Regions from separate parts of the Homo sapiens genome. Here region 2 is linked to region 1. Evidence: chromatin loops called from intact Hi-C (ENCODE). Cell type or tissue: heart left ventricle. All regions are shown on one strand.

Region 1 (8,000 bases):
CCATCTACCTGGTCTTGCTTTTCTCTGAGTCCAGCTCAGTAGGCTTCTCCAGCCCTGTCCCACCTCCAGCTATCCGTGTTGATTTGCCAGGATTTAGATCAGATCCTGGTAAAAAATAGATTTCCTTAGTGGTCATCATTCTTCAAAATTCAAATGACCTCTCCCCACTGTCACATGCAGTCTAATCTGGGAAGACTAAGTGCTGCTTTTCTTTTTCTAAAAATTCCCTCAGGCCCCTTCCTCTTCTAAAATTCTTCGATTCTGTCATCTCTGTAGGTCCTAACGTGGCCGAGATTAGTAAGCCTCCAGTGCAGAAGAAGAAGCTCTAGGCTGTAGGGCAGGAAGAGTTAACACTGTTATAATACTGCTTTTCCTGCTTCAGATGGAAAAGGAGGGGGTGGTTCCTGGCAGCCGCGGTGCCAACTGAAGCATGGCATGCGAGATCAACAAATGGGATGGCAGATTGCGCCGTCTGCAGCACCAAACTTCCAGCAACTGCTATCTCTGCTTACTGTTTTTGTCCTGTTTTTCAGGGTTAGCTAAGGCACTTTTTCTTTTCTTTTTTTCCCCTCCCTTCTTAAATATATTCTACATGGACCTAGGGATCCTGGAAGAGGCCAAAATAGAAGCCATCTCACAGGAGGTCAGCAGAGGTAGTGTTTTCTTATCTCCATGCCAGGGCTTGTCTTGACTCATCTGGAATCCTGAAGAAGGCTGAGCAAGTCAGCTTTCTAGGGCCCCTCTCCTCACCATGGGTGGCCTCTGCTCCCAAACCGTGCACTCCAAGGTCCTCCCTACTGAACCAAGGTCTGCGTTGGGCAGGATCATGGAGAGATTATCTACTGTTCCACAGCCCGAGCCATCTCAAGTCTATAAAATATTACTTAATATTCTATAAAGATTTGTAAAAATTAAACCAAGGCCAAAATCATCTATTTAGAGAGAGCACCAATTCCACAGCGGAAAAGGATTTCATCAATATGCAGCTCTCCTTTGAGGCACACATTCTCTCCTTTATTCTTAGACAATATCTGAGAATCATCTATAAATTAACACTCCATTTTTATAGCATTTTTATTAAATTTAACACAATGTTGCATATTCATATCATAACTATGTGATTTTGAAATAGCAAACTGAAGATGAATCAAGAGAGAGCTTTTTTTTTTTTTCCTAAAGAAGGCAGTCTAGTATAACCAGTTCATATCGACTTTCTAATTTTGCTTAAAACAGAATCAGCCTAGCAACAGCTACGGCCAACCAGAGCTTAGACAAACAGATACACTTAGAGGAAGAAGACTGACCTCAACAGAGCTTTCCAGTTAGAGCCTGAGGGATATTGTCATTAGTTTCGCAGATGTTATGCCCCAATGAGCAAACAAGTTACTCAATCTGAATGGGCCCCACAAGCCTGTGAATGAAATTACTTTAACTGGAATAAAACCAGGAACAGGGCACTGCTCACCAGGATGGTCTATGTCCAGTTCCAATGGTGGCAGCATTGGCAGTAGCTGTTGCATGTTACTTTCCATGGGAGAGACATTGGCCTAAAGCCAATGAAAGACATTTTTACCCCTATTTAGAGATGTTGAAACTGAGGCTTCAGGAGACTCATTAAGTAAGCCCAAAGTCAAACACTGGTGAAGAGAAGAGGCAGGACTTGAACAATCATCTCTGTACACACAGATGGTTTCCAAAACCACCTTCAGCCCAACTCCTCATTGCTAATCATCATCATCTTCCCAGTCCCCCAGCCCCAGCATCTCTGATTCCTCTCTATCTCATCCCCTCACCAAGCAGTCACCAAGTCTCCTCGACTCTGTCATCTCAAAATGTTCCCCAGCTCCCTCCTGCCCATGCCGACCTGGGCTAATCTGCCTGTAGACTGTTGTCAGAGGCCCTTTCCAGGCTCCTCCCTCTGCCATCAACCCTAACACCACTTCTTAAAGCACAGCTCTTCCCTTTGCTCAAAAACATCTACTGCCTATTAAATGAATGTCAAAGCCAGCATCTAATGCATCATCTGGCCCCACGCAACCACTTCTTTGCTACCTCACATTACTCTCTGCCCATGGCCAGCCACAGTGAACACATTCCTCCCCGACTCCCACACCCTTCCTCCCGTACCTTAAAATAACTCATGTGCATAATGTTGACTGTGGGGAAGAAACAATATCAAGCTGTCACAGAAAGAATAAACTATGTTCAGCAGACTCCACTTAGGAGGGAACTGCTTCCACTAAGTAAAGGAACACATTTTAGAAAAATTTGTAAGAATGGGTTGAAATGGAAGGGGATGTAAATATACTTAAAATCCGAACTCTCTATTAACCAGAAAATTAATCAAAATACCCTGTTTAAAATATGGTTACAAACTTCTCGTGCCTGAGAGCTGAATCAGGATTTACAATTTGCTTTGTTTATCCAACTTACCACCCTCAAACAAAACTCAAACATTAATTGAGCTTGCAGGTGGCTTGAAGAACAGATAAATTTTAGCAAACTGGAAGACAGACTGTGCACTACTGCAAAAATGCTAACTGACCATAGGGCACTGAAAGTGGGTCAAGAGTTTGCCTACGTGTTTAACTAGATAAAATCGAAGAATCTGAAATGTTGGAGACTCAAAGCCAAGAATCTAAGTAGAAAATCATTTTAAAACCAGAAGAGATTACGCTTGATTCCTCCATCCATCTATCTGTTCTATCAGCAATCATTTATTGAGCACCCACGATATGCCTCTGAATGTCACTCAAAAGTACCAGGCCAATGCTAGAATTTCACTGTGCTAAGTTCTTTTTCAAGCCAGCAGACATAAATCAGGCATTTGGGTTCCGTGCTGAGCGGGGTAAGAGCCAGTTCCACAAGGGCAAAGCCGGCAGGAGCTGGAAAGAATGAACAAGCTAAGGGCGTATTGTACAGCCTGCCCGGTCAGGGGCGCAGACCAAGGCCAAGGCTGAAAAAAGGAGCAAGCTCAGCCAAATGCTCTCAGCACCCGCTGGGAATGTGCCTGCAGAGGGGCTGGGAAGACAGCCATAGGGCGTGCTCCTGTCAGGCAGGAGGCAGAGGACAAGCTGGGAGCCAAGTCGCCCTACAAAGGCACCAGGGGAAGGGGTGGGGGCACCTTCCTAACCAATCCTTGATGGCCCAAAGAGGATAGCGGGGAAGAGAAGGCACCTCTCTGGAATGCTGAAAGGCTGTGGTCACATTCAAGATGAACAGCTAGAAAAATGGAGGTGGTTTTGCTTTCAGCCCACACTGTTCAGACATTCCAGCTCTCATTTCTGATACCACGATGGCTAAGCATTCCAAATCAGTGTTCACTGTGCATACATGGCTGAAGACAGCAGCTTATGCCTATAGAAGTCTAAACAGAATGAGAGAGGTAGGACTTTAAAAGCAGCACAACCAAGAATGAGTCTGGCAGTTCCCAGGGTTTGCAAAGGCTCTGACGACAGTCCTGCTGCATCTGGAAGCTCTGTGGTAAAAGAAACAAGAAATTAACCGTATCTAAACGTGGAGAGAGTTAAATGGTCAATGGACACATGTGATAGGAATGTAGACAAAGGTTGTTCTTTTTGATCATGACCTTTGCAAAATATTGCCAGTCTTTTGAAAGTCTTATTTGAGGCATTTTACCAGATCTCTTGCCTAGTAGATATTTACAGAAGAAATGGGGAAAATCCCTTCATGTTCTTCCAAAAAACAAACCCAAATGTATTTTCCTGAGATGCTAAATGTAGCAACACTGACGTCAGAGGCGCCTCCTGAGGCAGGCTCTGCCTCCCAAAGGCTGATAGCAACCCCACTCCCTCCTTCGTTATTAAGCCCATCTGCTTGCACATTTGTTTTGTACCAAAAGCAGTTTACACCATAAAGCAGACAATATGTGCACATTTCTTAAATGAGATTTGTCATTTAATTGAATTTTGGCCAGCATTTTTAATAGATATTTTACCTAACTCTAAAGTTTAGCTTTCATACGGCATTAAGCCGAACGAGAGGCTGTTTCATCTCAGTTTTTGTGTGTGTGGGAACTGGAGTTACTAGTTGCATCATGGATCTTGGACAAATTAACCACACAGATATGAGCCAAAGAAGTTTCCCTTGCTCTCCCTGCGGAAGTCATTTATGAGAGCTGGGAGGAGTAGATGCCTTTTCATTGAGACTGTTGGTGAGCCAGAAACCCAGGCCATGCACATAACCATCACATACAGATGGAAACGGAGGCCCACTTCACTGAGGGCCATTATGCAAACAGAGGGGGTGTAAAGCGGACCATATTCTAAGTGAACTCATCACTCTCAATTTAACTGTTGCAAACTACAACATTTAGATATGGGTATATACTGAACTGTCTCAAAACACGATATCTGCAGGAATTATTTTAAAGATGAAATTTGGTGCTTGTTTCACTAACAAATGAATCAGCAACTCGCAGCTTGTCTAGCCAACTGAACTGAAGGCACCCTCCCTTGGACAGGCGGCTCTAAGGGTCCTGAGGAGTAGAGCCTGTGCCCATCTCTCCTGAGGGAGCCACTCTGGCCAGTGCTTGAAGCCTCATCAGTGTGATGAGCACCTTTTTCAAACTAGATTTGGTCCCAGGACTTATTTTGACACAAGTCTGGCAGCGAAAATTTGTGGAAAAGACTAATGTACCATCCTGTGTTCTCCAGCTAAGAAATCATTCCTCAGCTGCCTGTGCAAAAGGCAAAGGGCCAGTGGTTCTTACCACTTACTGGGAAGCCTACATTAGCACCTGGTGGGTCTTGTCAACTTGGTTCCTACTTTGTCAGGAAGAATCACTGTCAGCTCTGCTCCTGTAGAGAAAGACTGACTCTGTGTGGCTGATTTGATTAATCACTTTAAAATCTTTTGAGGTTTTATGGGAACCCCTCTGCTGTCAATACTGGAGAAAATGGTTTTAAAGAACCACCTTAATAACTTAAACCATAGGGTCTCAAAACCTGCTGTTCATTTGAGTCACTTGAGAAGTCTCTTAAAAATAGGTTCTTGGGCCCCATCCCAGACCTGAATCAGAATCTCTCTGGGTGGGGCCTGAGCACCTGTATTTCTATTTTTAATTTAAAAAAATTTTTAATTAAACTCAAATTTTAAGTTGAAAATAGGTTTAAGGGTTCCTTTTGTTTTGTCTTGTTTTGTTTTTTTGAGACAGGGTTTCACTGTGTAACCAGGCTGGAGTGCAGTGGCTCGATCTCAGCTCACTGCAACCTCCTTCTCTCAGGCTCAAGTGATTCTCCTGCCTCATCCTCCCAAGTAGCTGGGATTACAGGCATGGGCCACCAAACCCAGCTAATTTTTGTGGGTTTTTTTTTAATTGTTGTTGTAGAGACAGAGTTTTACCATGTTGCCCAGGCTGGTCTCGAACTCCTGGCTTCAGACGATCCATCTGCCGCAAAGTGCTGGGATTACAGGCCAATCTGAGCCACCTGTGCCCAGCTAAGCACCTGTATTTTTAAAGCTCCCCAGGCAAATCTGATGATAAGCCAAGTTGGGGAGCCACTCTGATTTAAATCAAGAAAAAATTAGAAATCTCACCACTTGAATACCCATTATTTGTCTTTATAATAATGCTTTTTAAAAAATAATATGAATTCTTGTAAATATAAATCCTTATTCCTCATCAATACCCCTCACAGCACAGTTGTATAGAAAAGTGAAACCACACCACAACCCCTCCTGTCGATGGACTTGATTCAGACTTTATATACTCGAATATATAAAGTATATTCAGACTTCTCATATGTTGAAATCAGACTTTACCTTGACAAGAGAAAAAGAATGTAAAAATAATGGAAAATTTTGTGACTTTTGGTATCTTCTCATGTAATTCTAATTTTTATCCCCTTTAATGGAAAACAACAGCAGATGGGGAGGAAATATTCTACTTCTTCCAACAGCAAACGGCCCTGGTGCTACCTGGTTCAAAACAGGATTTCCCCCTCTGTGGACGGCAGCAGCGACCGGCAGCTTCCTGTGAAGCTCCCCATCCGCTGATAAGATCAGTTCAAGAGGCATGTGTAGGTGACATTTCATTTATCACTATAAAGGGTTTTTTTCTTTTCTTTCTTGTTCATTTTAGATTTCTGTTTCTATGTTTTTTGAAAACGCGATTAGCCATAAACATGATTTGATTTAAAAGTGTGTCTTAGAAAAATGAAACCTATGCTGATCCTAAATGTAGTCCTCAGGCTTTCAAGACAGAAGCAATACTAACCTCCCAGAACAAAAACAGGGAAGGTCTACTGACTCTTTCTGATTGTCTAATCACTTGGCAATGGCTGTGTATATTAAGAGACTACAAAGCTTCCAGAGTATTTCTCTACAACCCAAGTTAGTCTTGCAGGGATGTTTCCAGGAGCTGAAAAAAAAAATAATTATAGGAAGTAATAATTCTGTTTAAATAAGTTGCTGGAAGGCTGATTCAGGTCTCCACAATCAGTTCCAAGCCTCAACATTCAAGTAAATCCCAGTTGCGGCAAAGTGTCTAACCACTGCAGATCAATACACTCACATCAGAACATTAAGAGGAAAAACAAATCATATTTGATCGGCCACCTGGGACATGGGAAACATGAAACTAAGATGCCATGCTGGTCTGAAGGGATTCTGTTTTGCTTTTTATGGCAGCCCACCCATGTGAAAATTGTGGGAAAAAAATTCTTATTATTTCTTCCTCCAAACTAGGAAGAAGAAAGTACATATTTAAGGAAGAAGCACTCGAGTACTAGAAAAAATATTTTTTAACACCTTACAGGTGCCAAAGCATTTCACACACTCAAAATTCTTTCTTCCAGCACTTATGAGCTTACTTTGCCAAGCATCATCTCGGTCTATCAGGACAAAGTCTGTGTTGTTTAGGAACTCGCAGTAGTGGATAGGGCAGCTGCATAATGATAACCATTTGGAGAACCACTAAAGAAATGTTTATGAAGACTTATGGGAATTTCTGGTTAATGATTTTAGGAAGTGGTTGGGACACACAACTACTTCCTTGTAGCCTAAACTCTTTCCCTGCTCTTCTAAAATATTTTGGTTTTGAGGAAAATATAAATTATGTATTTTTCTTACTGGAAAAAAATCAAAGTAATGACTTAAAACTACAACATTTCAATCTTTATTATAAGTAAAAGTATTGAGTCAAAGTATAATTTTTTAAAAGTTAAAAACATGACTCTCATGGGCTCATAAAATGAACACACTTCAAAAGTATTTAACTCATTAATGAGGGGGCCGATACCACGGTAAACTTTGTTCCAAGCACAACTGAAGAACCGGGAATTTACAAGCACTTAAAATTTCTGGGTTATATACAAACCTGACAAATGCCTACAAAGTAATAAAACCATAACTTTTGAGGTGATCCTGTCTACCAGATTGAAACCTACAAATTAACATGTAACTTTATTGTGTCTGGTATCTAACCAAATAGTAAACAGCAAGTTCAAACACCAATATGTTGGCCTAGGGAATTAATCCCTGATTGGGTCATTAAACAATGCCCTGGCATGCCTTTGTCAGGACATGCCTCCACCTATTCCATACCTTATCGCTAAGATTTGTATAGTTTTTCTTAATAATAGTGAAGTGGTTAAGGCCATAGGCATACTGCTTGGGTTCTTAGCTCTGAGTGTACTAGCTGGGGGTATCAGCTATGTTAAAGTCTTAAAAATGTTGCACTGATGAGGGAGAAATTGACTGGTCTTGCTTGGGAGGCCTCACAGGGGAGCAGACAAGAGAGCTACAACTTGAAATATGGAATTGGCTTTGAAGAGGAGAAGTCACAGAGAAATTTCATCAGAGCCCCTTAGGCTCTTCTCATTAAGTCTGTTCATATTCAATTTTATTTTAAAGTTTTTAGTCTAAAATATCTGTCTGTCTGTCTGTCTGTCTGTCTAGCTAGCTAGCTAGTGATCAATGGCTCACTGCAACCTGGGCTCAAGCAATCCTCCCGCCTTAGCCTTCTAAGTAGCTAGGAC
Region 2 (8,000 bases), 96 kb after region 1:
ACTCAGGTCAAACTCTAAAAATTCTGTGAATTACCTGGGGGCATATAGGAATTTAGACTGACCAAATACTATACTGATAGAAACAATGTAGATACAGGGCTAAAAATATTTTTGTCTACAAATTTTTACCAAAAATTCTAACACAATTTTCTCTATCCTTCTTCTTTTTTCCACCAAATCTCACTTTAACAATTATATTGTGAGAAACTTGTACAATAATGTAAAATCTGCACAATGTTATGATCATATATTAATATTCACTAAATCAATCATGGAAATATTTAATAATACATGTGAACTGACTTAGAAGAATTAGAAGTGGGGCTTTGGGGGGAGGATTTTTAAATTGATATTTGTTAAACTACAAATTATTATAGATGGTTTTTGCCAACTTGAAAAATTAATCACTCAGGACCTGAAAGCTTATCTACTTAAAGTATACCTGAACCATAACACAATAGTCCTACAGAAATTCTAACTTTACAAAATTTTCCTTCCAAGTAGAGCAAATCCACTCAGCTAGAAGTACTGATTAACTGTTTCCTATGTGCAAAGCCCTCTGCTTAGATCTCTGGGAAACACAGAAGAGGAAACACAAAGAGGAATAAAAGACCGTCTTCACTCTCAAGCAAGAAGAACCACTAATGTGAGATAAACATTTACTTTAACACCAAGCACTGTGCTAAGTACTCTTGACTGCATTATCTCAATTAACCCCACAACAATTTTGCAAGGTGGATAGAATCTTTTAAAAAATAATAATAATAACTAGAGATGAGGTCTCACTATGTTGTCCAGGCTGGTCTCAAACTCCTGGGCTCAAGCTATCCTCCTTGGCTTCTTGAAGTGCTGGGATTACAGGTGTGAGCCACCATGTAATCCATGGTCTGGACAGGGTCTTAAGCAATACAAAAAAAAAAGCTATGATATATGCCCACAGATAATATTCAAACTCTTACCCACTAGATGGCTGGTAGGAGGTGGGGCACTTAGAGGCATTGGGGCTGCAACTATTAACCCATTCACACAGAGACCCCAATATTTTCCCAACAGGAGCAGCCTTCCTGGTACGTACCCAGTGAGTATTTACCCTGCTTATACTCAAATGATTTAAATACAAGGTAGAAACTGATGGCAGCAATAAAAACAATAGAGACAAATTACTTATGTGATCACAAAGGAAGAAGAGATTTCTGATTGGGGGAAGACATCAGGTAGACTTCCTGGAAGAGGTGGTGCTTGAGCTCGGTTGTGAAAGAAGGGCTGAATTTGAGCAAGTGGCAGTGGCTGGCACTGGAGCTGGAGTAGAGAAGGAAGTTCCAACAAAGTCGGCAAGTGAGCCAGCGCAGAGCATCAAGACATACAGGGTGTGTGTGGACAAGAGGGAACTCTGAAAATGGCCATTGGGGCTGAACCAAATAAATTAAATGGCGAGAAATCAAAAGTTGATGAGCAGATCAAATACAACATTTTGAGGGATGATGTGATCTGGCAGAGATGGGCAGGAAGGAAAGGAGGGCAAAGATCAGAAGTAGTGAAATCAGACAGTTTTTATGTAATCACCCAGCTAACTCTCAAAGGTCATTTCCTCAAGGAAGCTTTCCTGGACATGCCTCTCCCACCCTGCTAGCCTGAGTTAAGTGCCCCTCGTCCAGACTCCAAAAGGCCCCGGGCTGGTCTCTGCCACTCCACTCTCCCACTGTGTTAGAATTCCCTGTACATGTGGTGTTGGCCCGAGACTCTCTGCCCCAACCGTCCACGTGAGGCACAGCTGAAGGTCAACACTTACGTAATCACTAGACTCCATTTTTAAATATAGACTTGAGCTAAGACATTTTCAGATGAAGGCTGCATAGTTTCTCTAACTGGAGATATTTGTTACAGTGAATTATGAAATCTGGACCTTATTTCAAATCTGATTTTTGATGTTATGTGGTCAGATGAGTTCAGATTTAGCCTCCTTTCCCTGTCTTGCCTTTATTTCAAGTTGCCTGGCACAGAGTAGGACTCAATGTTGTGACGAATGAGTGAAGTACGGAAAGCCTGAGATACAGGAGTCAAGGTGAAGCAGAGGTTAGAGGAGAGATGAGAACAAGTGAGGTGCACTGAGAACAGAATTAACAGGATTTGGCATCCATGATTCCAGGAAGAGGCCAGAAACAACACTAGGTATGCAAACCTAGGGGAGCCAGAGGGCAAGGGACCTTTTAAAAGAAACAGGAGGAGAAGCTGATTTCAAGAGGAAAGAAGAAAGAGGCTGAGTTCTGTCTTGCATCACACTATCCTGAGTCCATGGTATCCACAGGACCTCTAGAGGGTGAACACCACCAGCAGTAGGAAATTTGAAAGTGAAGAACTTTTTTTTCAACAAGATATTTCCTACTGGTCTGGGTGAAAGCTCAGAGTCATAATTTATAGAAGTTTATAACTAATTATAAAGACCTGTCTTTATCGTTGCTGCTAATAGCCACTGGAACCAGAGCCTTCTTGCTAAATGCAACACTGCACTACCAGGATGTCTGCAACAGGGGAAAAGCAGGCCAGCTTCACAGTCTTCCCTGCAAATCAAATACTCAGGACCCTTCCATAACTCTGAATCATTTTTGTATTAATATGAGCATCCAAAGAGGCAGTGGTTAAGTGCTTAGATGCTGGACTAAGGGTTTAAATGCTGACAATTCACAGCCATGTGACCTTAGGCAATGCCTCTAATATCTCTAAGCATCAGTTTCCTCATCTATAAAAGGTGGATAGTAATAATAATTGCCCCATAGGATTGTTTGAAGAATTAAATGATATAATACATGTAAAGTGCGTTAGCACAGTGCTTTAAAAATGTTAACATTTTAAAATATGGCCCTTAAAGATGTTAACAATTATTGCCCAAGTGCTACATGATAAAAGGATACAGCAAAATCATTTCCACGAATGAAAAACTACATTTAAAAAAAGAAATTGCAAAAGAGAGAATGACGTTTGTTCAGTGTTTCTATACATAAGTTTTTTTTTATTATTATACTTTAAGTTCTAGGGTACATGTGCACAATGTACAGGTTTGATACATAGGTATACATGTGCCATGTTGGTTTGCTGCACCCATCAACTCGTCATTTACATTACGTACTTCTCCTTTTAAAAGGTGGGTGGTGGTACTTGCCTTTATGAAAACAGATAATTTTTATTAAGCATTTTATTGAATATCAGCTATGCCAAATCAACATCAACAACCAGAATCCCATAGATTAAGAAACCAGGATAAATATAATAAATGGTGCTTGCTTTTCAACCAAATTAAAGTATAATTATTATAAATCAGGGTGGGACGTAAGATCTGTTGTGTTACTTGTGGGAATGGATCACAAAAGGCATTATGTATACACTCCATGATTTTAAAGTATGTTAAATATTGTTACACATACGTTTTTATTTATTGAGGCCCTGTTGCCTGGAAGTGCCCAGATATAAACTGTATGACTCTGGCCCGGTCACCGCCTGCCTAGACAAAGCCCCTTAGTCTACCACTCTCATTCAACAAATATTACTGGGCTTCTTATTAAGCACCACGCACTTGGCTAAGTGCGACAGTACATAAATAAAAGACAACCGCTCCGGACCCCTGACAGCATGCACAGGGCACTCATCGTCTCTCTACCCCATCCGAGGACACACAGGCGGACGACGGCAGGAAGGGTCCCTGGGGAGCCGCTGGGGACACCTCACCTCCCGCTCGGACAGCGGCTCCCCCACCCACGGCAGTGCCCGCTCCTCCACGGTCCCGGCCAGGGCAGGGCGCAGCAGCATCCTCACCCCGCCCGGCCACCCTCCCACTTCGCCCCGCAGCCAGCGTCTCCATGGTAACCGTACACAAACTACCTCCCGCCGCCGCCCCGGCAGCCAGACCGCAGGGCCAGGCCGCTGCAGGGCGGGAGAGGCGGGCCGGGGAATGAGCTTGGCGAGGGCTCAGGGAAGGAGGCTTCCGACCTGACCCAAAGCACCTGTGATGAGCACTGGAGATAGCAGCGGCTGCGAGGTTCAATTCATCCTCCGGCTCTCCCCGGGTAGCGGCCAGGGATGCAGCGCTGGCGCGGGCGGGGTAACCCCACGACGCCGCTCGGCCACTGGGCCTGCGCGGGTCCCGCCAACGCATGCGTAGAAGCTCCGAGGCGTGGCGACGGCCGGAGCGGGTGGGAGGAGCCTGGAGAGGGCTGTAGGCCGGGAGGTCAGATCAGAGCAGGCGTCGTGGGCGGGTGTCCGCTTTTCGTTTAGCAATTTGCCGAACCACATTTGTTGCTCCCCTGCCGGATCCCAGCACCTCTGTTAAATAACAGCAGGCAGGACGGAAGCTTAATGCTTGTGGGTAAGAAGGATTTACTGGCTCAGGTTAGGGCTCTGTATAACCTGGAGCCACTTGCTGAGCTTCTGTTTCCTCCGATGTCAAGTGGCAGGAAATATTAATAATAGTACCTAGGTAGGTCTTGGGCTGTTATGAAGACTGCATGAGAAAATAGATGTAAAGCGCTATGCACGTGGCAATCAACGAATATTAAACTGTTGGCTGTTATTAAGCCCTTGCATTTGTACAGCCCTTCAGTTCGCAGAGTGTATGCACGTAATCGTACCTTCTGAGTCTGAGGTAGGCAGCCTGGCGTCCCCATCCACAGGAGAGGAACTGGGGGCCTGAGGTGTAGTGAGCAGGAGAAGGAGATTCCAGTCTAGGTCTCCCGTGGCCAATCGTTTTTTGTTCGTGCATCATCACAGTTGAACGGCAAAAAGCACTCCATTTATGTGTTTCTAGTTTAAATTCCCTTTTCTCCTGTTAGACCATTTAGCAACACTGTACAGTGTTAAATAAAAGTGAGATCATAAGCACTCTCCATTCAGGTTTGCACCACGTTTTATAAATATGGAGATTTTCCAGCTGAAGTGCTATTTGTCATCAACACTGGGAAAATGCCACTTCCCTTGGTGCTAAGCATCTTGTAAAGAATAATTAAATTGAAAATATTTTTGAGCACATACTATGTGTAAGGCATCGTGCCAGGTGGGAAATTATACTAACCTGAACTAAAGGAATGTAAATATTCTTCAAAATACTCAAGAGGATTTCAAACATAACAGAAAATAAATACCTATTCGTTGATTGGATAATTTTAGGACCCGAAACAGCCCTGGATTTTTCTGCTCATTCTTAGATAACTGACAGTCTTGTTGTAACTAAATCTCAACCACAGCTTCATTTCAAAACTATAATGTTGGGTGCAAGATATAAACAAATGCATCAAACTTCAAAAAGTCTTCCTCCCCCATTCCAGCCCCAGGCTTAAGGTCTCTAGCTGGCCTTCCCTGAAGGGGTGCACTAGGCTTAGGCTTGTCCCCGACCCCCACCCGCCCCTCTATTCACTAGAGGTTGTTTAAGGCCCAGCTTGGATCAAACTGGCAGTGAGGAGGAGGAGGAGAAGGAAGGAGATGGAGCATTTCTTCCTGGAGTTGAGCAGCTTCAAGCTTGCTGTGCTGGCTTATGGTTAAAGCAGCTCATGTAGGTCTTTCCTGGTCCTTTGTAGTCTCCCACTGATGGGGACCTCCCTCCTGGGGGCTTCTGGAAATCCTAAAAACCCAGGGTTTATTCCACCTTTCAGTGCCCCTTTAGATAGGTCCCAAGGGAAACCCTACACATCTGTTACCCTAGTGATTCTGAGAGCTCAGGCTTGTCTGGGTGCAGCCCCTTCTAGGCTGCCATAGGAGGGAGCTTTAGCTTACCCAGGAGTGAGTCAGGCTCCAGTTCTCCAGGCCACCTAACTACAGTCTCTGGCAGTCCCAGGCCCCTGGGGAAGCCCCTCTCGCTGGCTTGAGATGAAGGGCATAGCACCCCACACTCCTTTCTCCAAAGAAGTTTCCCCACACATCTTCCCTTTCCACTCTCTGACCCCTTATTTTTAGCCTCAGCCTGGGTGAGAGGCTGAGGGGGTTTTAGGTTTCTTTGTAACCTGCCCTATGGAGACTCTGCCTCACCTCACTTGGAACTGATGATTACATAATTACCATCTCAGTGGAAACATCAACCTAAAAACCTCTGGTACAGCCAATTACTAGCTGTGGTCTTGCACCCTAGGATCTTGGTCTAAAATAGACCATAAGCAAGCTACTGGAACCCGATGCTACCCAACTCAGCTGGCCAGGAAATATCTGCCGGGCAAATTAGCACAATTGAAAAGAATGACATGGGCAGAATTAGAGGAAGCAGTTATTTGAAGCAATGAAGCTCCCCAACTTACCTCACTGAAGGACGCTATATGAGAAAATACTTAGGCTGTCAACAGCAGTGGCGTATTATACTGACCTGGCTGTTTCTCCACAGCTACCTGATGGCTATTTCACATCGGTTTTGTAAGTGGCATTGCTTTAGAAACAAAACTGTTGACATGTTTCACACACTTTAGAGAGATTAAAGAGGAAGACAAAGTATTATAAGTATCTGACATTTATAAAGCACTTTATGGTTCCCAAATTGCTTTTATTTGGAACACTTCACTTCTTTTGTCTAATTTGGAGTTTACAATAAGCCTGGAAAGTAGGTATCTCAATTTGAGATGGAAGAAAACTGAGGTTCAGGGAGGTGAAGTGATCAGCCCACAGGCACATAGCTAGTAAAAGGACCTTCAGATCTGGGATTCTTGATGCCCAAGTTCAGTACGCCATGCTGCTATTATACATGCATTTTGCCCCCAGCATGGAAAGGTACTTTCTAGGCTACTGAAGGTGTCAAGCTATGCTCTTTATTTCCTCCTCTCACTTATCCCAGAGCTGCATGGGGCTATAGGGATCAAGAGGAACTGAAGAATCTTTACATTCACTTGAAAATGGCTTCTGAATTTCTGGATTTTGAATTAAAGCAAGAATTATATAGGCAGGAGATTGGGTAATGATACAATCTTATGCAGTCTCAGATGCAAAAATTGTAACAGAATGATGAACTCATAGATGCTTTTTATCCACAGACTCTACTAGTAGATTTTACAGTTTATATCATAGTTTCTATCACATACACCTCTGTTTAATATCTATAGCTCATCCTAATTTACCTATTAGATATATTCTTGAAAAGATACAGGTTAAATAAATACTTCTTTAATGTTCACAATTCCCCCCACTCCCCCCCACCACCCAGTGATTTTTATGACTACAACTGAGCTGTGACTCACAGGGGGAAGAAATACTTCTGGCATGGAATGAAAATTGCCAATTTAGAATGCTAATATTCACTTCAAGACACTTTCTGCTTTTGTCAATATAGAATCTTGGTGCTTTAATTATATATATCACACAATATAGTGTGAGGAGTTCATCAAATTGACAGCCTATGCAATCTTTGCATACAAATTTAAAGGCACAAATACATTAAAATGCAACTCGCTGGAAATTTACAATTCAATGAAAATTAACTAACTTCATGGAACTGGATAGACATGAGACTGTGGAATTGTCCTAAAACTTATCAGCTAAAATGTTTATGTAAATCCTGTCTTTATTAGGCCTCAGCTGTGACCTGTACACCTAAGTATTACTTTACCTTTAAGTACATTATCCCGTACCACCCCTGCCACCCCAGGCCACGTGCTCCACCAAGCTGCCAAGTTGTTGACAGGAGTGCTAATTAATGAGGGTCCATTTAATTACCAGTAGATTACAGAGTCTCTAAGGACCCTGCATTTCACTGGAAGGGAGGAGGTTCTAGTTTTCAGGGAGTATGTCAGTGTCAGTAGGATTGTAACTATGAATTACTTCATCCTGAACAACTCTTGGATGTTAAAAGGGACCAATTAAGACAATCAGAAACCCAATATTCTTTGTCCAACTCACCTATGAGACATTACTAAGTGAGCATGCCTGTATCTTTTGGAAGCTTTTGCCTGCAAATAACAGAATATTCCACCAAAAGTAGCTTACACGCCAAGGACATTTATTGTTTTGTTTAACAATCACTGGAACTGGGCTGCTTCAGG

What was found. Peaks named below come from ENCODE experiments on the same cell type or tissue, not always from the same donor. Only the 100,000 strongest peaks of a DNase experiment are listed, where the experiment ranks them.
Region 2: it touches region 1 in a loop (11-fold over the local background); 8 of 110 quality-filtered maps call a loop at or near these places.

The regions. Positions count from the first base shown.
Region 1 is chr6:108,941,002-108,949,001 of GRCh38, reverse strand. The region is part of intron 12 of ARMC2 (armadillo repeat containing 2); the gene reads right to left. Among named protein-coding and RNA genes, the nearest start is that of ARMC2-AS1, 21 kb to the right of the region's middle. RefSeq lists an enhancer at 3,085-3,641. In heart left ventricle, no CTCF peak of the experiment used is centred here; DNase peaks (open chromatin) are centred at 3,001 and 3,771; H3K4me3 peaks cover 1,340 bases; H3K27ac peaks cover 6,630 bases.
Region 2 is chr6:108,844,542-108,852,541 of GRCh38, reverse strand. It overlaps ARMC2 (armadillo repeat containing 2), which reads right to left and starts at 4,120. Exons shown (of 18, transcript NM_032131.6): 1 at 3,996-4,120. RefSeq lists a silencer at 3,763-3,862. In heart left ventricle, no CTCF peak of the experiment used is centred here; DNase peaks (open chromatin) are centred at 1,312, 1,741, 3,831 and 4,151; H3K4me3 peaks cover 2,040 bases; H3K27ac peaks cover 3,915 bases.